3 separate regions of the Homo sapiens genome follow, and all the other regions are linked to region 1. Evidence: read pairs that join two places in POLR2A ChIA-PET (ENCODE). Cell type or tissue: CD4-positive, alpha-beta T cell. All regions are shown on one strand. Region 1 overlaps RORA (RAR related orphan receptor A). Region 2 overlaps RORA (RAR related orphan receptor A). Region 3 overlaps RORA (RAR related orphan receptor A).

Region 1 (8,000 bases):
AAGTGGTGGGACCCTCATTCATTCAGTCAACCCACACCAGCCTTTCTTAAACACCTGCTATGGCTCATGTATGCCTCCAGGTACTCAAAATTAGAAAGTGAGCAAGACCCACTCTTTTCTTAAGGAGCTCGCCCTCCAGAGACACAGTACTCAGATATGGGAGCTCCTATTAAACCGGCCACAGCATCAGAGAAGATGGGGCCAATATTCAAGAAGTTCCCTAAGACTAGGTAGGACACAGCATCGGAGTCCTAAAGTCAAACAATAGGGAAAGCTACTGAGTCCGAGCAGGAAGCAATGGGCTTCTGTCCCATCAGGAGACCTGGAGAGCCCGAACACCTGGATAAAACACAAGGAGCCGCTCCACATTCAAAGTGTATGGGTTCAAATCTTGGTTCTACCACATACTAGCATATTACATAAGCTCTCTGTGCTTCGTTTTCCTTTACTATGATAGGGATAATAATTGTAACAATCTCAAAAGATTATTATAAAGAATAAACAAGAAAATACATGTAAAGTGCTTGGAACAGTACTCAACACATAGGAGCCCTCAATGAAAGTTACCTGTGATAATAAGAATTACCATCCTTGTTATCATTGTTAGTGATCTAGCAGGGTAATTGTATTTATCCTTTAAGAATTTAGACCCCTTTATTTCCCAAGAGGATTTGAGGTGGCTTATAATACCACATAGAGTATCCAAGATAAAAATTCATGAATAAATCCGGGTGGAAAGAAAACAAAGGTAGGAATCATAACATGAAGCCAGAGGTAAAGTCAGTATACAGATTGCACACTATCAGATTTGGTACATTTGCTAAGCCTTAAGGGAATTAACATCTTTACCTCAAGCACTTAGTTTCTCTAAGATAAGGTCAAGGGCTACAGTGTTGACCGTGCCACACAGATCCATCTTGTCTCTGGTGCACTGAAGAAACCTCTACACAACTGCACATACTCCAAACTTTTTCCTTTCTCTCACCCTCCTTGTGGATTGAGAGCTTGCCTTGGTCCTTCTTGTAGCCTCCAAGCCCCAAGAGCAAGATCTTGCATGTAGTAAGCACTCAATAAATACTTCTTGATTTGTTATTTGAATAGATGAATAAATGGATGTGTGGATGGCAGGATGGATGGATGGAGTTGTGTGTACTCCTGGCTAGAGTCCTAACTGTGACTCTGATAAAGTCTCATGAGTTTATTCCATATTTGTTTTAGTGTGAAAACCTCCAGGGAGGATTATTTGCAGATAATCTATTGTTTATTTTATTTAGGGGGATTTGATGTTTCAAATCATTACACTGAGAAAGTACTCAACTAGTTTAACTTAGTTTCTCCTTTGCTTTTTCCCTGCGCCTTATGTGCCCTGAGGGGAATAATTTTCAAAAAAAAAAGTAATTTTCCACAAATTTTCAAAGAACATGGCCATTTTATGTGAGTGGGGGGGGGAATGGTTTTGATAGGATCACATTTGTCAATCTCAACCAGTTTTGAGATGATAAACAGTCTATTTTTCTCTTTCAGCAAACCTTTTTCAACCTATATGCGCATCGAAACTAAGGGTAGCTGCTATTGCTAAAATAAAACTTTATATGTTAAGCCATTTATTTATGTATAATGGTTAGCCTTTTTATAAAATCTAGTTTTGACAATATCTTTCTTGGATAAGGAGTCCCTATGTATCATTTAAATAATACATAAAATTCTTATGTATTTTTATAATTATTGAAAATAAGTGAAGTTCAACTGTCTGCACACCCTTGAAAATCTCAGCAGCCTAAGGACAGATCATCCAGAGAGCTGGGGTTTCTTGCAAGCTAGTTTTTTTCTATCTTTGCAGAGATCTGGTAAGAAGTTAAACTCAAGGGTCAGTGGCAACATGCTCACCTGCAGGATTACTTTGGCTGCCTGACTCACTGCACCCTGACCACTTCTCTGGGAAATAGACTTGGTGTTTGTGAGACGTGGAGAGGGAAGGATGAGAAATGGGAAGGAGGGTCTTCACATCTTGTGTTAGAAATGTTCATCAGAATGACAGGGTCTCCACTGGCCAAGGTTGTGGTCCTCCTTTCCAGTATTTTTCTTGGATGACTACAGGACAAGACTGGCCAGGAATAAGCAGAGTCCAGCCTTGTTTGTGAGATCTGGCACGGAGCACAGATCAGGGCAACAAGAAAGCAAGTCCAGGGAAGTCAGCTGAACCAGAGAAGAGCAGGTGGACATGATGTCCTTAGGTGGGACTCTTGATTGTTCTGAAAGACAGCTTTCTGCTGGTGTCAGCAGCCTGTTGCATGTGGGTGATCCACGTCCCTCAGGGGCTAATCAGAGCCAGAGGAAGGTCAGAGAGCTGCACGTAAGTCCTCTACACAAATAAGGCAGAACAGAAACACTCTGTTTATTTGTACATATGTAAAGATAAAAGTTCTAAGAAATAGTGCAGTGAGTGATGGGGGAAGGGTGCTGCTATTTTAGCTGCACCTTAATTTGTGGGGTTATCTTTGTGATTTTATTTCCTCTTCAGTTTCACTCACTGGAACACAAGCTCAGTTCTTTAATGACATATAGAGAATTTTATGTACTTATGTGAATGATGTACCATATGTTGACAACACATGGAAGTCTTCTTGAAATTCAGAACATAAGAAAATAAATAACAAACTGAAAGGGAAGAGAATGGAGTTAAGGGAGAAAAGGGCAGGAATCAATAATGATAATGTGAACTGATGTTATTTCTTTGATAGGTTTTCAGTAGAAAAGGTATTGGTATAGTTTCAGTAATTGTGATCATTTAGACTCTGGCTGGGCTAAATCTGTGACAAAATGATTTGCTAAGCAAATGAATACAGGCATAGTTTGTTTAAACAATTGATGTGTTTCTAAAGGGTTGGTTGCACGCCGTCTAGGGCGAGTCCTTGAGTAAAATGAGTCACCATCCAGTAAGGAATGGCCCTGAAAGAGACAGACTTGGTCTGAGGAGCAGGCACCTCTTACTAGAGATGACCCTCTGCAGAAATAATCTTTGCTCAAATTGCAAAGTGTTTTACTTTTTGTTTTCATAAAGAAGACTGAGCCCTGATTTTATCTGTTTTAGAAAAGCTCCATATATAAATGTTTCCTATATCTGGTTTGTGCAAAATAGCCTTGTGTATTGAAGGTGTAAATAAGTTTTCCAGCCATTATTTTTTCTTACTAGAAGAGAAACTTGTTTACTAGCAGTTAAGAAATAGCTATTTACCAAGTTCTTTGAGGGTACCCAGGTCTGCCTGCCCCACGGCACTTCATACTGTGAATTCCACATAGCAGTACTCAACAAATCTGGTCTGTATGAGTAAATAAATATATACTTAAATAATGTGCATGAGAAAACATAAATAAGAATATTATTGTAATGGAAGCCCAGCCTTGGTCTCCTCAGGGAGGTGCTTGGCTATTGTGGTTTCAATTTCCTCTTATCTATTTGTGACTTAGAACATACACTAGGCAAATTTATTTGTCTAGCTCTTGAGACCATGTGTAAAATAACAAAACTGTTTTCTGATCACTCTGATTTTTTGTTAATTTGGACTGCTCTCCCCGCCCGGCAATTGGTGCAGCTTAATGAGGTCATTTTTGTGGATCCACCGATCTCTCTGCGAGATGTTTAGTCAAAGAACCCACGGCCTCTGTTTCTCTCTTCTGCCCCTGACTCATTCCATGACCTTTAAAACGAAGGCATCGTTACCCCAGGAAAGGAGGTTGTATTGATTGCACTTGAGAACTGAGGTTTCTGTGTTTCTCTGTTTGTTTGATTGATGGTGGATGATGCAGGGAAAACAGTGTGCGGGGAGACTCTCAGGTGTGGGGGCAGGAAGTAGTAAGTTCGAGAGTACCACAAAGTTCTCCAGGCTGAACCGAGAGCTGGCTGGGGGTTTTGGTTACATTGTGCTTGAAAGCCCTAGGAAGCCCCCAGTCGAAATATGGCAAATTCAAATGCAAGGAAAGCTGAAGAAGTCATACCCACAAACTCTGGGAAATTACAGCCGCCCGTTATTAGTCATTCTTACGGGCAATAGAGAGTGTTGTTTTAAAAAATTCAAATCTGGTGCTATGAACAAAGACCTGTTCTTTCCTGGACCAGATAATCACTGCCAGGATCGATTCGAGAAATTAATAGGAGGCCTTGTCCTGTGCTGCCGGCAACTTTGTTTCTTGTCAAGTGCAGCCCTGCACACAGGTGTCCCTAAGTTCCTGGGGAACCATCAGCACCCAGAATACCACAACACGTCCTTATTTACACACAAATACTGAGTTCCTGAGGCAAGAGGGAAGGGCGTGACCATGAATGGAAGTAGCCACCAATGAGGATGGTTAAATGTACCCTTGATAAAAGGTGACTGGGTTCGTTCCAGTATTTTTATTGGACAGTCTGGGTTTTTCAATGGTTAACTTAGATTATGTTAGCTATCGTCTGCCTCTTTCTGCTCGCATTAAACTTTACAACCCAAATAGGACTCTCGCATGCCGTCTTGCCGTCAGGGCGAGGACTACATCTTGTGGGGTGAATGGAGGCATCAGGCTAGCTCCCGTATCACAGCCCATGTATTCAGGTGTGTTAGGCCTTAAGGGACTCAAGAGACCTTCATGGGTGTGAGATGCTGATCCTATGTCACAGAAGAAGCACCTAGGGCAGGTCATGGCCTAGTGTTTACAGTAACACACAGCAGTATGAGAAACTCGATTTTAGGCTCCTGCTTCCTGTTTAGTGCTTCTTCCGTCTTCAAAATGCCGCCTCTTTCTATTTTATGACAAAGACTGGAAAAGGAACAATAAAGGCTGGGAGGTGGGGCTTTGTAGACTTGAAATACCTCTCTAGCCAGGTGGTATATTTTGCATTGCTGAAAGGCAACACTGCAATGTAGCTACGCCCCGTATATTTAGAGCAAGCTAGCTTCTTCTGAAGCACACAACATGTTTACCTGTGAACCTCCACCCCCATCCCAAAATCAATTTTTCCGGTACCCAAGCACCTCCACCAACCCTTGAAGTAGGAGTCTGCAAGGTGAATTTCCTAACAAGCTGACTTTTCAAAGGTTTTTCAGCTCTCAAAAACATGAAAGCTGTGTTTAAAAATTTAAGGGTCTGATATGTACCAGTTCTGTGGAGCAGCAGCAGGACGTAGCTTTTTGCAGTGCCATGATTCCCCAAACCCCAACTCTTTAAATTAAGATGTTTATGACAGCTGCTTGTGCTTAAAGGAATGCACATAAGATTGGCCATTAATTACTGCTCTCGGGTTTTTGCACCTATTCTCTGCATTTCACGGCAAGAGTCAGTATTGTTGTGTAAACTATTTTTAGTGCTTTTTAAGAAACCCTATATTTTGTGGTTTTGGATTTTTAATCTTTTATTGTGAAAATTTCCAAAAATACTCAAGTTGAGAGAAAGTGCAGTGCTCCAGTGAACCCATCATTCAGCTTCAATGACCATCAACATTTTACCATCGTTGTTTCACTTACCCCTCCTGCTAACACACACACACACATTTTTTTATTTTGCCGAAGTATTTTAATGAAAATCTCAGACATCATGTCATCTCAACACTAAATACTTCACTGTATATATTTTTAAATATGTTTATATAACTATAATGCCATGATCAAACCAAAAGAAAATTAATAATTCTTTAATGTTATATAATATTGAGTCCATATTCAAATTTACAGTTGATTTGATCAAGTAAAGACCCAAACAGTTTTCATCAGGCCTTTTGCATCTTTAACTAGAAATGCCACACACACACACACCCCCCCCACACACACACACAAAGCTGATTGATTATCTTTTTAAAGAGCTCAAGGCCAGTCCTTGAACTCTGACCTCTACACCTCACTTTCAGAACGGCACGGGAGCCTGTACTAACCAGAAACTTTGCCTAGGTAGTAATACAGAGCTCTGTGTCAATTGTGGAAATCCTTCACCTTTTAGAATTATTTTCTTGTGGTAAATATTTGTACAATTCCTTTTGATTTTCATCAGTGAAAGGCACAGGGTCTTGATGTGCCTTTGAGAGATCCTTTTCCACATATTAATGACTTCCTCATCTGCTTCCTGCCAAGTTTTGTACTTTGGGTTAGAAAGAGGTCAAGACATGGATGGTTAGATGAATTCCTTGTTACCCGAGCTTTGTGTATTAATTTCTCACTACTCCACTCTGGCTCTAGTTAGTCTTTTAAAGTCAGTTTGCAACATGGTGACAATTTTGACAGGAAAGTCAAATTTAGCTAACAACCGTTATTCAATCGAATGTGATTAAACCACAGACGGATACCTTTCATTCATTTAGCCAGAAAACCTTCTTATAGAGTGTTTTTTCTATTCAATTTGTAAATCTAACGTTTTTTCATTTACCGGACTCATTTTTAAAAGTGAGGAGTGACCATTTTCTAAGTGAATGTCTTTAACTCTCTGCTGTCACCTTCACTTTGAATTCCCCAACAAGAAAACCACCTTTAGAATGTTGGCAGGTGTGGTGTTTGCTTCTGAATGCAGCATCAGGGATGAGATGGGAAACTTGAGCATTCTAGCACGATCCTTCTACCAGTAACTGATGAACTTAGAAGAATAAAAACTCTGCCCAGTGATGTCCAGACCATCATTTCTTTTGCCTATATGTTGAACTAATTTTATTATGCCAACTGTACCATAGTGACATAACTTTGCTGTTACGAAGGTCCTATCCGTAGAACACCAAATCTTAGAATGAAAATGCAATGTGCCTGTAATCCCAGTGCGAGGCCAAGGTGGGTGGATCACTTGAGGTCGGGAGTTCGAGACTAGCCTGGCCAACATGGTGAAACCCTGTCTCTACTAAAAATACAAAAATTAGCTGGCATGGTGCTGCATGCCTGTAATTCCAGCTACTCAGGAGGCTGAGGCAGGACAATCGCTTGAACCCTGAGGGTGGAGGTTGCAGTGAGCAGAGTTCACATCTTTGCATTCCAGCCTGGGTGACAGAACAAGACAATGTCTCAAAAAAAAAAAAAAAAAAAAAGAGAAAAAGAAAAAAGAAAGAAGAAGATGTGACCTTATTAATCAATTATCCAGAGTTTTTCTACCTAAACTCTAGCTAATCTGGGAGCTGGTTGCATTTGGAGATTTCATCTGTATTTTTTATTTATTGTCTGGCACATAATAGGGGCTCAGTAAAATGTGTTAGTTAATTAATGACAATGCCAAATATACCAATTTAGGAGTGATGACAGAAGACAAAAAAACATGATAAAGGTTTTATAACTTACTGCCAAGAAAGGAAGATTGTACCTTGCCTTCTAACTGCCAGTGCCATAGGACTTTTATTACATGCTATAGGTATTACAAGCTATGCCCTCAAGTCTTTCCTGCTGGGACCATGGATGAAGAACTGACTTGGGGCATGATACTTGAAAAGAAAGAGAAGAGGGTGCTGCTGTTTGTTGAATGGTTGCGTACAAGGCACTGTTCTGGGTGCTGTACATTCTCTCATTTATCTACCATAACAAGCTCAGGGGTGGATTTCCACTTTGGGAAAAATTCTCAGAAACTGAGTTTTCCCTCTGCATACATACCACCACAACAATAATCAACACAGAAGACTTCTGTGACCACATGCGTGGGAGTTTTTCCCACACACCAAGTAACAGACACCATCTGGGTACCCTTCCATTCAATTCTAACACTGTTTACCTGGAGATATTGTCAGATCCCACAGGTTGAAGGCTCAGTTCCCACAACTGCCCCCCATGCTTTCAGACACGAGTTGCAAGTCCAGGCCTCCAGAACGTCTGGCCAACCAGCTTTAAGTTGAGGGTCCCACCACCCTCTCTTTGGGTTCAATTAATTTGCTGAAGTAGTCTAAAGAACTCAGGAAAACATGTTTACCAGTTTATTATAGAGGATATTGCAAAGGATACAGATGAGGAGATGTTTAGGGTTAAGTATGGGGGAAGGGGAACGGAGCTTCCATGCCCTCCCTGGGGCACCAT
Region 2 (8,000 bases), 70 kb after region 1:
CTACTTGCCTAGTTGCATAGCAAGGGAGAAGTGGGATGGGTTTCTGTTTGCTTGCTTGCTTGCCTGCTTTGTTTTGAATGCTTTATTCTAGTCATGCAGTTTCAGTGCAAACAAATGTGTAAAGTGAAATATGGGAAAAATGTTTGTTAAATTCAAATTGTGTCAAGGTCAAAAATAAATCGGCCTCTTCTAAAACTCTACCTTGAAAACAGTTCAGTGTACCATGGAACATTTTAGGGTACAAATCAAAACAGTTGCATTACCCCTGTCTCAGGATGAGAAGATTGGAATCTTCATTTGCAAAGAGAAGAAATAAGACTTCTCTGTCCTTAGCCGGTGAGAAGCTTTGGTCAACAAGTCTTTATTCAGCAGCTCCTTTGACTAAAATGACAGGCATGCTAAATCCCAGCTATCTAAAGAGGCGGCCTTCACGGGAGAAGAAGAGAAGCTGCTTCTTCATGTAAAGTGTTGGCTGCAAAGGTCAGGGTCTCCTGATAGAATCCTTGCTCCTGTTGAGATTTTAATTGACCCTAAAGCTGTTTGTAGTTTTGGACACTCAAAAGATGAAAAACATGATACCCTAGGGTATCTGAAACACAAATCATAACATTAGGCAAATAAGACAGCCAACATGGAGAAGGAAGAATTTGGCCACTATTTGTAGGAAATATGATATCAGAGTAAAAAAAAAATGAGACAAGGTGGCTGAAACAGGGCTTGAGAGGCAGACACAGTCGGACTCTGAGCTGAGAAAGCCTCTGAAAGTAGACAGTGCCATGAAAAGTCCATTACCATGGGCTCAACTTCCATCACAACCACCTACAAGTAATGTGGCTGTGGGCAGGTTATTTAATCTTTTTGAGTCTTATCCGTAAAAGTAAGATAATAATATCTGGCCGAATAAATAACATGTTGGTATAAGTATGTGCTTCCTCCATGCCTGGCCAATCAACATGCAGTCATTCATAGCAGTCACTTTGTGATGAGGGTGAGGACGGGAGCCCTAGGCTTAGCCCTCCCATCACTCCTTGTTGTACGAGTGCACTTTGTCTTCTGTGGTTTCCCTTGATATTCACTTTGGCCAAACAGAAGACACTGGTTTGTACTTCTGATTTGCTTCATGACCTGAACATGTTCAAATACGCACACACACACACACACACACACACACACACGCATGCACCTGTACACATTATGCCAAAGGACGACCTTGTATCTGTGGCTCATATGTGGCAGCCAGTTTTCCCAGCAAACTCAAGCACTCTAATAAGGGTTTGGGCTTTGCCCAATCAGTTGAGATTTGTCTGCAGGCTCATAGGTCATTCCCCCTAGCAAGCTAAAAAAATCACTTTCAAAGTGGTTCATAACCTGTAGAAACGAAAGCCCACAGCGTAACATCTCAGGTAAAAAATCCAGTGTCACTCAGATCACGCTTACGGGCTGAAGTCTGGTGATTATGAAGTGAACTCTGTTGTTGCAAACCTGTGTGAGCATCAAAGCCTGTCATCACTTTTATTGGCAGGTGCCATGGGCTCAGACAGCAAGAGGGCAGGATGGGAAAGTGCCACTGAGCTAGTCAAACAGAGAAACAATGGAGAGGAAGAGAGCAAGCACCAGCATTGAGCATTTTGATTTTTCTAAAAATGGACCTATTTGTATAGCGGGAACTAATTAAAACTTACGGCCATGTGGTTTGTGTTAAATGTTAAGTGTTTCAAAATGGTTAAATGTGTTCTGTGCACTTGATGGAAATGGGATTCTCTACCAACTAATTGAGGGAAGGGGGAAAACATGGAAGGGATTAGTTTTCTAGAAGGAAAATGAAAATGAAAAAATATGATGCCAATTTACTTTTCTTCCGCATAGGGGATTTGAGAAGATTTATCTTAGCTTTTCTGGAAGGACACATATGCAAATCATAGAACCATGGAATTTCAAGATTAGAAATCCTTTGCAGTGGCCAGTCTAAACTCCTGTCTATTCTCGGGATCTACCACCCTGCATCCGGCTTATGCGCAAAACCTGTCACAGAGAATATTCACTTCTTCATTTCTTTTCAAGGCAGCCCATTCTATTTTCGAGCCAATCTGGCTTTTAGAAAGTTCTTCTGTCTACTAAGTAGGCAATCTGTTTTTTTACAGTCTCTACCCATTGGCCCTACTTATGCCTTTCTTATGCTTTTAATTATCTTTAATAATTTCACAGTTGGAAAAATGAGCTAAGTTGGGTTAAGTAACTTGTGCATTATTACATAGCTACTAAATAGCAGGGCGAGGATTTAAATCAAGGTCTGCCAGAACTGCACGTCTCTTGTTCTTTCCATATGTCACCCAACCTTTCACTCTAGAGGAAAAAAAAAAAAAGGCAGTCTGCTACCTAGCACAGAGGACACCTAACAGGAAGTGAAGGAGAGGTTGAGATCAGAGGCGGGAAGGGAGAATTGGTGAGTGGAGTGATGGAACAAGGTAAAAGGACACCCCTCTTTGATCAGGGCTACACTTTCTTAAGCCAGGCCCCTGTGGTTATCTCAGTGTAGCTCACATCCAGCTATTGACAGCTTTCCACCTGGTGACATGCTTAACGGCCCATGAAATTCTAGCCCTCAGGGCTCAAGCCTGATATTTATGGTTCCCCACATAAACCTAAAGTGGATTGTAAATTTATCTCTCTCAGATTTAGGTGGCTAAAGTGGCTGTTCAAAACTCTGCAAGGGAGAGTGGCCTTTATGGACATGTTGTACTAACTTTTAAAAAGACTGGGGCTGAAGGAGGGTGCAGAAAGCTGTGTGGTTTGTGGGAATGCTCCCAGAAGCCCCCTGGAGTGGAAGCCTTTTTGGTATTGATGTTATGGGGGAAGGGCGGTTGGGTAAAGGGATGTAGCTTGATTTTGTTCCATAGAATAGTGGCATGTTTTGTGTAATCAAAAATCTGTTACAATGAAAAAACCATGAAGGTTTGCAAAGGAGCAATCAAGGGAAGCTGTTCAGCTTCGGCAGGAAACTTTTTCTAAGCTCCAGAGTATGCCAAGTGGATATTGACATAGCTAAGTATGTATGCAGCGGGACATATGTAAATAGGAATACTCTATGTTGAAATCTGGACAAACCTTACTGAGACCTTCTCCAGAGGCAAGCAACGTGTGGTATTTATATGAGATTTGATACATCTGGAAACAGCGGCTTTTTCATCTCTTGCTTCTCGGAGATGAACTTGCACCATATGCAGGGTGTCACTTAAATTTCACCGGCAAGTTCTGACATGTACGTTTAAGAGAAAACTTCCATATGTTTCCATGAAAGGATGGGGACATAGTAACAACCACCAAAGTGATAATATTTCCTCTGCCTCACATCCGCTCCCTAATCAAAACTGTTCAGTATTCTACTCCAAAAGTTTCTTCCTCTTTCCACCGCTGACAATATGCATTGTTAACGGAAGGGAGTGGTCAGGGGCTGTGTGGCGTATTGGAAGGGACTCGGACATTAGAGGCAAAAGGACCCGGGTTTGAATCTTAGCTTTTCTATGTATTTATTGTATAACTTTGGGCTTGTTTCTTAATCTCTAAACCTCAATTTCCTAATCCATCAAAAGGGGATTAAAAATACCAACCAAAACATGGTTATGAGGATAAATGGCACGAAGAATTGAAAACTAAATAGATTTATAAAACAAAAATATTGTTTGCAAAGGGTTGGCATAGTTCCTCCTTTATTCTGGAAGTTAATTTGCTTGGAAATTCAACCATGTACTAAATCTTCCTCCCTAGGGACCAACAGAAAATTGCAAACTCCTGAGTGGAAACCTTCACGAGGGCTCCGCAAATTGGTGCTCTCTTCTCCTGGTTTCATCCCGCAGGAAGAGACAGTCTCCCTATATGAATGTTCACACCATGAGAAACCTTTCTCACCCTCTCTCCGTGGAATTTCTCTCCCCAATTTTTGAGATATCCTCGACTCAAGGCCAAAGCAGTGGTTTGAAAGGTGTTTGGAAACCAATGTGAACCATCGTGCTTTCCCCTCCCCCACTCTGGGGGTGGGATTTTCAGGCCAACTTTTCTGAAGCTACTTGTGAGTTAACCTGAAGTTGGAATGCCCTCCTGAGGTCGAGGCATAAAAGCCAGCAGCGTAAATAGAAACTGAAGCTGAAATAACCATAAATGTTCTCGAACAACTTCAATAGAGAAAGCCTTGTTTGATCCTCTCTAAGCTTCCTGAAACCAAGCTGAATATTTGTTTGTTTTGTGGTAGCTCCACTTTTTTTTTTTTCCTCAGGCCTTTTAATGCATGGCTGTTGGTTTCTGTTTAAAAGGAAAATGCTTTTTCTCAGTAACGATGTTCACATTCTGAAGTTGGTGATACCCACTTCTAAAGGCCATTTTATTGTAAAGATAAAGTTCTGCTAAGTCTTAGGATGAAAAGATAAAGGATGTGGTCAGTTACCATGACTCGTGCTTACCTCCCAAAGTGTGTCATTTGGTGCACATACCTCAAAACGTGTGAACAGAAAGTTTCTAGGTTTATTTTTATACATGGAGATTTGATTCCACGGCAGAGGGAGGGTGTCAAGGTAAATGACTGTGCAAAAATGACAGAACTGCATTTTGAGCTTTCCGTTGCCAGAGATACAAAGGCCAAGTTAAGGTGAGTTTGCTATTCGATTGCTTTTTGAGGGGTCTATTGGTAATTACCACTGCTGTTTAATATTGCAATATTCATGGGACCTCAATGTTTACACAGCTCCATGGATGCTCAATCCAAATTAAACACGCCCAAGAACAACACAGGGAGAAAACACCTGGGGGCAAAGTGAGGGGCTGCAGTCACAAGTGATCAGATCTTTTGCAGAAGATAGCAGTAGAGGGGCCCTTCCTTTTGGCCTCCTTTCTGGCAAATGTGTTTCAACACCGTTAAACTACATATGATATTGGACTGATTAGCAACTCCTAACACAGAATGTTCTGACGTTAGAAGAGCTAGGAAGTGGCGTGTCAGGGCTGACATGCATGGCAGAGTTTTCAGATACACATACAGTGTTTTTTTCTACACCCTGCCTCCAAAATGTCAGTGTCCCTAGGTTTCTGTTTGTTGCAGAGCCCCTCAATATGTGTGTGGGAGGCAGCACTTGAAGCCAAAACAGTAATGGCCAGATCTTCTGTCTGCAGCCATGAACACAAGGAGAAAGTGCCAGGTGTCAGGAGCAAGAATCTTATATGCCGGGGATTTTTTTTTTTTTTCCTGGAAGCAACTGGAAACCAACTTAGTGACACTTAAGTCCTTCACCTGCTACATGACTTCAGCCAGTGTATGTGAGTCAGAGTGGTACCAAGAAGGGCCCTCATCTGAACAGCCACAAAAGTGACGGGCTATGGCTTGGAATGGGAATATTATACTGTGTTCAGAGTCACGGCAACTTGAACTTGGCAGCCTTATCGGCTTCTGAGATTATGAGTGCCCCACAGCCAAGAGCACCTGTGAGGAGAGTTGACTGTGGAGTGGGATATAGATTGAGAAACCTCTTTCATAGCTGACAATCCATGTAAACTCCTTTAATATGTGGATGGTTAAGTAGCAGTTTAAGTGTTGGAATTACCTGGCCCTGCTTTACCATCTTCTATATATTCAGTATAAGACACACTGGGAATTACTGAAAGCTTCCCTCTCCCCCCTCAAAAAGAGTGGATGGTGCTTAGAATTAAGAGGATGTTTCCAGGGTGTCTTTCGTTTCCATCATCAAAGCAGATAAAATTAACTCTATTAGAAACTGAGACCCCCTCCGTGAGGTATATTAGTCATAAGTTCTCTTTGCAAAAAGGCTAGTCTTCAGAGGATTGTTAAGATCAGATTTCATGACAGACATGTTTCAACATATTTGTACTTCTCTGAACATGCTACATTTGCTCTCATGTGTTGTGATTAGCTGGTTTCAGTGTTTAATCCATGGCATGTGGCATTTTTCTGTAGTAGTGTTTCTGTGGAAAACTTTATCCTAGGCTTGTGGAAGACCAGTTATAACGCTTTGGATAAAGTATGTCCAGCATTTCTAAAAGCTGCAGTTTCCTAAGAAAATGATCTACGGGCACCTAAGGTTAAAATCTTCAGAATTATTTTTTGTATTTTCTGAAAGTGATTTTTAAATGAAGTTGAGAAATGGTACTAACAATGCATCCAATATTGATATAATTAGAATATGCATCATACTCTACTAAAGCCAACCTTCTTTAATATGTTCATATATAAACATAAAGAGGTATGTGGTTTATTGTATATCCAATTTTTCATTTATCTGCACCTTCTTCAGGATCATATTTGGAAGGCACCTACGTGCTCACTTGCAAACAGAATGAGACACCGTCATGCTTTCTAAAGCGTGTTCTCTCCTGCCCTCCTCCTCCTCCCTCAGTCTGCCTTATATTAAGTTAGCCAATCGAAGTCAGCATTACAGCCTCCCCTTTGGCCTGTGTTCTCCATCCTCCTTATATAAGCCTTGGTGTCCCCACACCTCTTCACAGCCACCTGGTCCGGCAGCCTGTAATAGCTGTCTCACTCTTCCTCCTCCTCACCTGATGCCTGCGGCTGACCCAACTGCCTCTGGGGTGTGATCCCACAGATTCTGAAAACAGCTGCAGCAGGCTGAGGGTGGCTTCCTGGTCACGTTCATCCAGATACAGAGAAGGCTCTATATCAATAATGGGCATCCTCTGATGTGTACTTTTCTCTCAACAGTAAACACCTTATATGATGTTTTTCAGTATCTCCTGAGTATAAGGTGCTGGGCTCTTCTCTCTTTCTGAACAGTTCTGGTTCTTTAGTCCTAGTGCAGAGACAGCCTTTGTGATTAAAAGACAAAAAAATGTACTAGTAATAATAAGATTTTCCAAGGCAGTCACCCAGTCCTCTCTTCTGGTTTGTTTTTCTGTCTTTCCCTCACCTCCTCACTCCTGCCTTGGGACCAGTTGTGCTTTTGCTCAATTCATTCAGCAAACAATTAGCAACAAAGCTGCAGGCTCTGGCAGTGATCAAAACGCTGGCTGAATCTGCCAAGGTCTTCCAAGCACTTAGAAGAAAGGCCAGGATCCGCAAAGCCAGGCAGATTTCGGGTGTCACCTATGCAGGGCTTCATAAGTCTCTGTCTTTTCTGGCTCAGGGAACTACCCCATGGGGTCACTCACAAACGTGTATGCCTTCCCTCTGTCTTCTATCTGAGTGCGGCTTAAGGGTATAAGCACTAAGGAAAAAGCTTAAGCCATCACAGCATATCTGAGCATAAAGGAAAGATAGATAAAGTCCTTATACAAGAAAACTGAGGCCTAGAGTTGGCAAGCTATACCCAGAAAGTTAGCAGGAAGGGCCACAGAATGTACTCGAACAAAAGCAAGAATGACATGGCCCATTTCCCAGTCAATACCAAGTGAACCATTTTGGAATGAGAATAGCTAGTTACATCTCTTGCTAGACTCCTCTTCCAGGTCATAAACACCTCCTACCAACAGGTTACTGAGCCCAAAAATAAATATGGGAAATTTGCGTGTATGCTGCACTTTGTATTTTCTGCCTCCTTCTCAATCCTTAATTAAGCTCCGCAGCCACCCTGTGAAGCCGGTCATTATCACTGGGTGAGGAAACGGAGTCCCACAGGAGCTATGTGACTTGCCCAAGCATACGAGCCAGACAGGCTGGGCAGGGTGAGACTTTCCAGTTTCTGATGCCCACGCCCCATGTGCAATCCAGCCTCATCACCCTGGGTCTTGGTGCAGGGAGTAAATAAACAAATGGTCACATTGCTTTTACTTCTGGAGAGCAATGGGTTCTTATTCAAAATAGGAACAAGGGGCAAAACAAATGGCAAGTAGTAACAAAAGTATTGGGGGACAGTGGTGCCACCATTCGGGGGCTTGGAAGTCTGGTCTTTCTGAAGCAGTGCATTCACTTTTAAGTTTCTCTTTATTGTTCACATACCCGGGTTTTATTCAGCAAAAGTGACACATGTCTCACTAGGCAATGG
Region 3 (8,000 bases), 67 kb before region 1:
GCCGAGGATTGGGCAGATTTTGTACATAGATTTTGCAGCTTGCTGCCTCTGCAGTTCCCACCTTTCCAGAATTTCTCCCCTTATGTTCTTGTTCCTTTTCTGACTTATTTCTCTGACAGTTCAAGCTATCCAGAGCTGAAAGCTAACTTGGGAGTGCTCCCAGACAAAACCCCACAAATTCATAAATTTTACTTGGTGAAGGTTCATGTTTCAGGGGACAGACTCCCTTCCAGTTCCTGTTGGACTTTTGACTGCATTCCATTGCCTTGAAAATGGTTTTTAAAAATTATTGTGTGTAGATAACTTAACTGTTATCTGTAAGGGGTTAGTAGATTATGACCAAAAGCCAATAGCCCTTACATTTATATTTAGATATTTCAAAACACTTTGTCTCCGTTAACACAGCTCTGGGAGGCAGAACTAATATTATCAAGTCTATATCACAGATGAGATGACCTAGGGAAGTTAAGTGACTTGCCCAAGTAGTAACTGAATCAGGCCTGAACTCAGAGCCCATGACATCAGCCTGGGCTCGTTCTACAATCAGTTTTATGTACGTTTGATTCTAAAAGAGCCAGACTTTTTGATACCAAAGCATCTATTGCATTTTCTTCCCAATAAACACCACCAAACAAGCAAAAGACAATGAAACAATAGACAGTCCTGGATTTTGAAGCTTTTTGGGGGGGCAATGGGGGGGCGTTTCTAGGGCCTCTGAAGGTCATAGACATTTCTGAAGAGAAAAACGTTACCATGATGGTGTTGAAAGGAAAATACCTGTGGTAACCCTGGAACCATCTGGTACCTACAAGCCCCAGCATGCATAATTGTGAAATTGAAGCTAGGCCAGAAGTTTTCTTCATGAGAAGCCATATATAACCAGGACAAGAGCGCTGTGCATTACATATCCAGGAGCTACCTCTTGAAATTCTTAACATAGCAAAGCAGAATACTCAGCCAGCATTGGCCCCTGTGGTAGGAGAAGGTCTTCAGCTCCTCTCCTTCATGGGGGACTCAGTTGAAAACATCTGCAGGTTGAAAGTCACACAAAGACGAGGAATGTTCTCAAACTGGTGGCTTGCCTAGGCACTTTAAAATATGTATACAGCCTTCTTACTCATCAGGTTCTAGACTTGCAGTTTCCATTCTCTGTCAGTCCCCAGTCTTCCTGAGGCCATGGTGCCACACCATGTTAAAGTCACATCCCAGCTTCTTGAAGGAAATACAGCTTTCCACTAGCCTCTCCATCAGCGCTCACCCAATTAATTCTCCTGGTGCACTTCCCTTCAACATCAACATTTGTAGTTGAGTTAAGGTTTCTCAAAGTGTAGTCTTCGAAAACCTGCACCAAGATTGTGAGTGGACACATTTAAAATACAAATTCTCAGGCTCCACTCCAATTATACAGACATGAGAAATTCGACTCTCTGGTTTGCAGGTCAGAGAATCTGCCATGGAATAAGTGAGTCAGGTGATTTAGATGCTCACAAAAGTGGAAGAACCACTGGTCTGGGTGAAATTATGAGTGCTAAGACCTCTAAAGTCTAAAGACTTAACCTGTGTGAGCCACTTGTCTTTTCACTTGGGGTATTGCTTCTTTTTCTCTTGGGTCATAGGTTCTCAGATGGAGGAAGGTGAGTCTTGGAAATCAATTCTGGCTTCAACACTTATCGGTTGTATCATCTATAGGCTGCTGTGCTGCTTAGAGGAGAATATCCTTCCCAAAGTTATTTGGCTGTGCCTATCACAGACTGGGCACCCCAAAGTAGTTCCTTTTTCTTTATTCATTTAATTCATGCTGCCTATATTTATTGAATGCTTGTTACAAGCAAGGAATTGCACTCAAGAGACCAGAAGTAGACCCACTTCAAAGCTGATAAAACTTAAACTTCAGGACCCTTCATTTGCACCGGCCTCTCCTAAAGCCCTGAGAATGCCCCTAGTAATTTATTTTCATGGTTATAGGTTTCTGTAATATTTGCAAAAGTTAGATATTTTACAATTCTTTCTTCTTAAAGAAAATCCCCTAACTTGCTTAAACTTCAGCTGCCCCAAACCTAGATCTGTCCCTGAAAGAGCTCACAACAAGTGGGATAAAGAAACATACATATAGATTATCAAGAAACGGTATGGATAGTCGGTGCAATGCAGACCCAGTGCTGGGAATTCTGGCAACACATTTGTAAGGAAGCAGGGTGTCCAGGGAAGTCTTCCTGGAAGAGGTGGTGCTTGAGTTTGGCCATGGAATAGAAGGAAGACTCTTCTAGAGAAACAGCTTGAGCAAAGTTACAGAAGCAAGATATATTAAGTGTTTGTGTATGTGATTAAAATACTTTGCTGTTTGAGGGCATTTTCCTTCGGGCTGGGATGGCCTCTGATGCCAGGATGAAGAGAGTCCTTTTCCAGGGAGCAGTATGGACTGTGGGGCTGTGTTCCTTGGGAACACCTGATCCTTGGGATCCTGGCCTCAGCTGGCTCCTCTGTTTGGCCTTTGGGAGGCCTACTGGTGACAACATCAATAATTGTTCTTCAAGGAAAAATCACTCTTCTATTCCTTGCTTCTTCTCCCATAGCCCTCCAACCCTTCTTTACTGTCAGCCTTGCAAATCAATATTTCATTTTGAAGAGCCTTGTTTGATGCCAGTTCTGCTTATTTGCTTCGCAGCCACTGTGGGTAACGCTTTGTAGGTCTGTCAGTATGTAAATTAAACCAAGCATAGATAGCTTTGTGTTGCTTAATGTTCAGCTGATAAAAATTAATGTGGTGTGAAATGAGCATTTTATCTGACTGCAGATACAGTGACGGAGTTAATTAGACAGGCAGAGAGAAAATGTTATTAAGCGGGACAGGGGCTTTCTCATGGAAGGGGGCTCTGACCCTCAGACAGCAGGTTTGGATGGGCCGTGGGTGTGGCTGAGGTACCTGGGCTGAGGCCAGCTTGGAGCAATGAGGCAGGGAGGGTGCCTTCTTTAAGCAATCAGCCCCGTGGTGCTGATGACTGTGTGGATCCTGCCTGGGGAGGAAAGGAGGGAGGCACAGGCCAAGCTAGGCCAGGCACTTCCAGCTCACTGCAAAATGCATGCGTCAGCATTTGCTGAGGCGGCTTCTTCTTGGTGCAGCAACACCGTGATTAGTAGAGAAAGGAGTTTCGTTCTTAAGCAAGAAAAAGAAAGATGATAGGTCAAGCACACGTCACATAGCAGTCAATCGAGGGGAGTTTGGAACCCTTAACTTCCCACTAAAATGTCTTGAGCTGTGCGTTCCTGGCCTTTGCACACACTGTTCCCTCTAATGGGAAAGCATTCCCCACCCCACCAGCCATGAACTTAGCACATTCTATTGCAATCATCTGTCTCCCCACTCGACTGTGTGCTCCTTGAGGTCAGAGATGTGTCTTGTGCATCATCAGGGACCCTGGTGCAACAACATGTTCTTCATAAATGTCAGTGGAGTGGATGAATGCACATGATGCTCACTCAGCCCGGAAATTTCAGCCTACCCCTGCTTTCAGCATCCTTCCTGTCTCGGCTCAAATGTCACATCCCCACCGAAGCTTCTTCTGCCTCTCAGACATGATCAGCTCCCCAGATAGATACTTTTCAGACACCTTGTACTTCTCCTTCATAGACCTCTCCAAGTTTGTGATTCACTATTTGTGTGCCTATCACTGCCACCAGACTTAGCTCCATGAGGGTAGGAACTGGGCTGTTTCACCCACTGCAGTATCCCCAGCAGCCACAAGGGTGCCCAGCACAATCAATACTTCTTAAGTATTTGTTGAATGTTAATACATGAATGAATGGTTTTTCTGATGCCTGATGAACTTCCACTCTTTCCTCAATGCCTTGTTTGGGGAAGGTTTCCTAGGCTCTTCCCACAGAGTTTCTCCTTCCCTGAAGTTCTCATAGCACCTTGTAGATTGCAGTGATAGGCTTGCCAAAAGGCAGCTGTAAATTTTGGGTTATATCCTCTCCTAGCCAATTAGGAAAGATCTCCTTGAAAGCAGTCAAGGTGCCTTATTCAGCTTTGCATTTTCAGTATCTCTCACAGGGCCTGGCCTTTATAAGTGCTCAGTATGGGTTGCAGAATTTGTAAGAACAATTGTATGTATCCCTTGGTTAGTTAAGCTGTATTTCTGTTAGATAAGCAAATTCTTAGCCCACTAACGTATGCTGTCCCCACTCCACCCCTTGCAGAGGAACACTCAGAAAAGATGACTGGTTGTGGCCATCCCTCCACCTTGACCGCAGTTGCAGGGGAAATGTTGTGAAGAAATGCCACAGTTAGTGGCTCCTTCGTGATTGCTGCTAGCATTCGAGGCGGGTACAACCTTTCCAAACAAACAAGAAAGGGACTGTTGCATTGTTGAATCGCGTGCATGCCTGCCACATCTGTCCCTCAGCCAGCCCAGCATCCTTGAGCTCGCAGGCTTGGTGGCAGCTGCTTGAGCAGTAACAGGGCCTTCTGTTCTGTTGGCCCCATGGCGCTCCCCAGCATTTCTCTTGAGTTTTCCTGTTAGATCTCTTTCCATGGACTACACCTTTGCAGCATTAAATGACTTGCTGTAGATTTGCTTATTAACCTCTCTGTTTCTCATTTGTAAAATGGGATGACATTCTCAGAGCTATAGACTGAAAGTCTTAGGTATCTTCACAAAACACTGACAAGATTCCACTCACACACCACCCCATGGTTCCTGAGACACTGACCCTGAGAAAAGCCATGGTTCTCACTCTGTGATCATTCGTCTGCTCCACACCTCCGCTGGGAAGGTTGCTAAATGCCTATCACGAGCTGAGACTCCAGAAAGACTTTACCTGCACTCGCACAGCTGTTGCTGAGTGAGGTGTGGATCCAGTCGGGTGAGCATCAGGGAGGGAGGAGGCCTCCTGTTTGTTTGCCAGTCCCAGGCAAGACAGGGCCCAAGGACCACTGGAGGAATGACAGACCTCAGGGCAGATGGGCAGTGTGTTTTGCAGCAGGATCTGGCCCTTTGCTCCTTTCCCCTGGGTCTCTGTGCATCACGAAGCTGCTCAGTAGCCCTATTTCAGGGAGGCCACGTGATCCACTGTCAACCCTGGCTGGCCCTGGTGGCAGAAGGTTGGTGTCCTTTAGCTCTCTAGAGTAGCCCCATCTCTGTCTTCCCACCTGCCTGGACTGTGCCCCCAACTTGGCCCAGCCCACTCCTGCTGTGCAAGGTGCATCTCACAAAGAGAGTAGCTTCCATCGTGTTTCTCTAGCGAGGCTCAAGACTCTTTGTAGAGTTGGTTAAGGAGGTGGATACTTTTAGGTAAAAGGTATTAGTAATATTTATCTTTTTGAGGCATTTTTGTTTCTGTTATCTTGTTTTATCCCCTGACCTTTCAACAAGGAGCACACTGATATTGTCACCATTTGATCAATGGGGAAATGGAGGGACAGATGTATTTAGTGGCTTGTCCAAGGTAGAACATCCTATCCAGAGCACTCCTGTACACTGATACAGCCCAACTCTCAACCGTAGTGATGTCGTGTATGTATAAACATGACATCTACAGCTGATGAAGCCCCCAGAGGCCTGGAACCATGTCTTTTGGCGTATTCCACAGGGTTCCTTGCAAAGGCAAGTCTTTAATAAAAGATTTTGGTGAAGTTATTTGTCAGGGATCCATTCATTCCATTCATTTAGTGCCTAACAAATAGTTATACTGAGTACCAACCTTGTGAGGTGCCAGAGATGAGATGGAGAACAGAGACACAGGCCCTGTTGTGCGGAGCATACAGTCTTCTGCAGGAGACAGAGCTTGTCAGATTGCCACCAAATCAATGTAAAACAACAACAGTGACAAACGCAATGAAGGATTTGTCCCCTGGAAATACTTTAGCCTCAATATGGAGGGGAGGAATGCTTCCCCGAGGAAGCGATGATCGGAAACATGAATAGGACTGAACCAGACAAAGGGAGTGTGATATGCAAAGGTCCTGTGGATAGAGGAAGGATTATGTATTTGAGGAACTGGGTGAAGGCTACCGAGGCTGCAGCCCTGAAACGTGAGGAAGCATGATGTGAGATGTAGCTAGCTGGAGGGACAGACGAGAGACCTGACTTGAGCTTCCTGAGCTACTGCTTGCAGAACACCTGACATTTCCTTGTGCCACATTCATTTGTAGATGAATCTGTTCAAAAGAATGCATGAGATTGTCCTGGCAGTTACAACTCTCTCTTTTCCTTTTTATGCCTCACTTACTAGCAATTAAAATTGAGATCCCTTCTCTGTTTACCTATTCATTTATTTAAAATGTTTATCACTGGAAAGGGGATGCTGAAAGTTTCTCCTTCTTTGTTTCCATCAGTGACCTCAGGAAGAAAGTTTCAAACCCACACAAGTCTGCCTCCTGGTAGACCATCTGAGGGCATGGATCAAGCCTGTTAGAAAGATGCTCACTGATGTTTACTTTTCGAGTGCATGAAACCAGACACTGAAACTGTTCATTAAAAATTCCTATGTTCACAGACAAAGAAAAATCATTTCAGAAGCTCTGTAATGAATGTACAAGTGGGTACAGGTTATCTTGTCAAACACAATAATCGTGAGTAAATGCAAACGGATGCTGCTTGTATTTGATTTTGTCTTTAATTGAAGCATGCTGACAGCTGCCTCTGGACTTCCACATCCTTGGGTTGGGGGATCTGGCTTTTTGCTTTGTAATTTCCTCTCGCCAGGGCTGGGACAGGGGTGACATCTAAATATGAGAAGCATCTGGTCAGGGAATAAAATGGAGAGAAATGAATGAAATTAACATGTATGTATAGGCACTTTCACATGACCCTTCACACAAGGACACAGCTAGGATACTGGTGAAGGGCATAGGCGACATTTCTACTTTATAGAGGTTAGGTTGGTTTTCTACTTTAAAGAAAAGAAATTAGTATGAGAGAGAGTCACTGCTCAAGTCATACAGCTGTTAAATAGCAGAACCAGGATGCTAATTAGGTCTTCTGAACCAACACTGAAAGCTTTCTCTTCAATTTTACAGCTGTTCTTTGCATTTCACCCATATTGTACATCCAACTATGGATTCAGTCTAACAACAGTACACTCAGTGCTGGGCTAGTCACCAGAAACAGAAGGGTGAATCAGGCAGTGGTTCCTGGGCAAAGATGCTCACAGCCAGGTAGGGTAGACAGACAGACACAGTGATGGAATCAAAGCTCTATAATGGTTGTGCAGCACAGTTTGAAATGCCAGCAGGACCAGAACTTTTTGCCACACAGTTTGGAGTGACCCAATTGGAATGTCCAGAATCTCCATCTCCCCCATTGAATGGAAGATCCAAGGTTAATGTGCTTAATGAAGCAGTATGATTTCAGTAACATTTGGGGAGGCCAATACAGGGTCCCTATATTTTACTGCAAAGGAATAACATGAACAACAACAACAACAAAATAACTCCATCTATTTTTTGTCATCTTTCCCCTAAAAAGTGGACTTTGGGGACTGAAAAAATAGAAAGGACATTATCTTAGAGTAAGGAATAATTCTCTCCTTTGAATATATTTAGCTTCGTGGAAACTTATTATGTTATCCTTATTTTCCCCAGTTAGATACAGACCAGTGAGAACCAAAGCATGGGCCTGCCCATACTGTTTACTGACCAGCATGTGGAAGCCGTTGATGTAAAGGAGGGATGGCTCCCCTAGGTTTGACCAGAAATCATTGTGTTAAACTAATTGTGGGAATGGTTTATTATCATGCGTACAAATTCTCTTCTTTGCCAGTCTTGAAAAGATGATTAGCCACATGGATCTGGGTTTCCTTCATTTCAGGGTGGCTAACAGACAGGTTGTTGATCTGAAAGGTTCTGAAACCCTGGCATTTAAAGTTTTCTCAGGCCCTTACTGGAGGTACTTCCAGGACCTGAATGGATGTGAGCTCATGTGGCTAGTATGAGGAGAGTGGGGCCCCATTTTAGCACCTTTCAAAGTCATCCCATGTGGGAAAATGGAAGAGGTCCTCTG

Evidence for each region. ChIA-PET counts read pairs that join two places held together with the same protein. Peaks named below come from ENCODE experiments on the same cell type or tissue, not always from the same donor. Only the 100,000 strongest peaks of a DNase experiment are listed, where the experiment ranks them.
Region 2: POLR2A ChIA-PET joins it to region 1 with 14 read pairs; 7 of 35 experiments call an interaction of 5 or more read pairs at or near these places.
Region 3: POLR2A ChIA-PET joins it to region 1 with 12 read pairs; 6 of 35 experiments call an interaction of 5 or more read pairs at or near these places.

Annotation. Positions count from the first base shown.
Region 1 is chr15:60,716,827-60,724,826 of GRCh38, reverse strand. All of the region lies in intron 1 of RORA (RAR related orphan receptor A), which reads left to right. Among named protein-coding and RNA genes, the nearest start is that of RORA-AS2, 39 kb to the right of the region's middle. RefSeq lists enhancers at 3,468-3,577, 3,608-3,697, 4,168-4,217, 4,258-4,307. In CD4-positive, alpha-beta T cell, no CTCF peak of the experiment used is centred here; DNase peaks (open chromatin) are centred at 3,856 and 4,516; H3K4me3 peaks cover 1,039 bases; H3K27ac peaks cover 4,117 bases.
Region 2 is chr15:60,646,474-60,654,473 of GRCh38, reverse strand. All of the region lies in intron 2 of RORA (RAR related orphan receptor A), which reads left to right. LOC105370846 (a long non-coding RNA gene) reads right to left here. Exons shown (of 5, transcript XR_007064663.1): 5 at 1-6,825. Among named protein-coding and RNA genes, the nearest start is that of RORA-AS2, 31 kb to the left of the region's middle. RefSeq lists a silencer at 2,438-2,527 and an enhancer at 3,832-4,333. In CD4-positive, alpha-beta T cell, no CTCF peak of the experiment used is centred here; a DNase peak (open chromatin) is centred at 4,393; H3K4me3 peaks cover 772 bases; H3K27ac peaks cover 935 bases.
Region 3 is chr15:60,783,664-60,791,663 of GRCh38, reverse strand. All of the region lies in intron 1 of RORA (RAR related orphan receptor A), which reads left to right. Among named protein-coding and RNA genes, the nearest start is that of RORA-AS4, 24 kb to the right of the region's middle. RefSeq lists enhancers at 2,472-2,972, 2,973-3,473. In CD4-positive, alpha-beta T cell, CTCF peaks have their summits at 3,566 and 3,768; DNase peaks (open chromatin) are centred at 3,083 and 3,713; H3K27ac peaks cover 1,492 bases.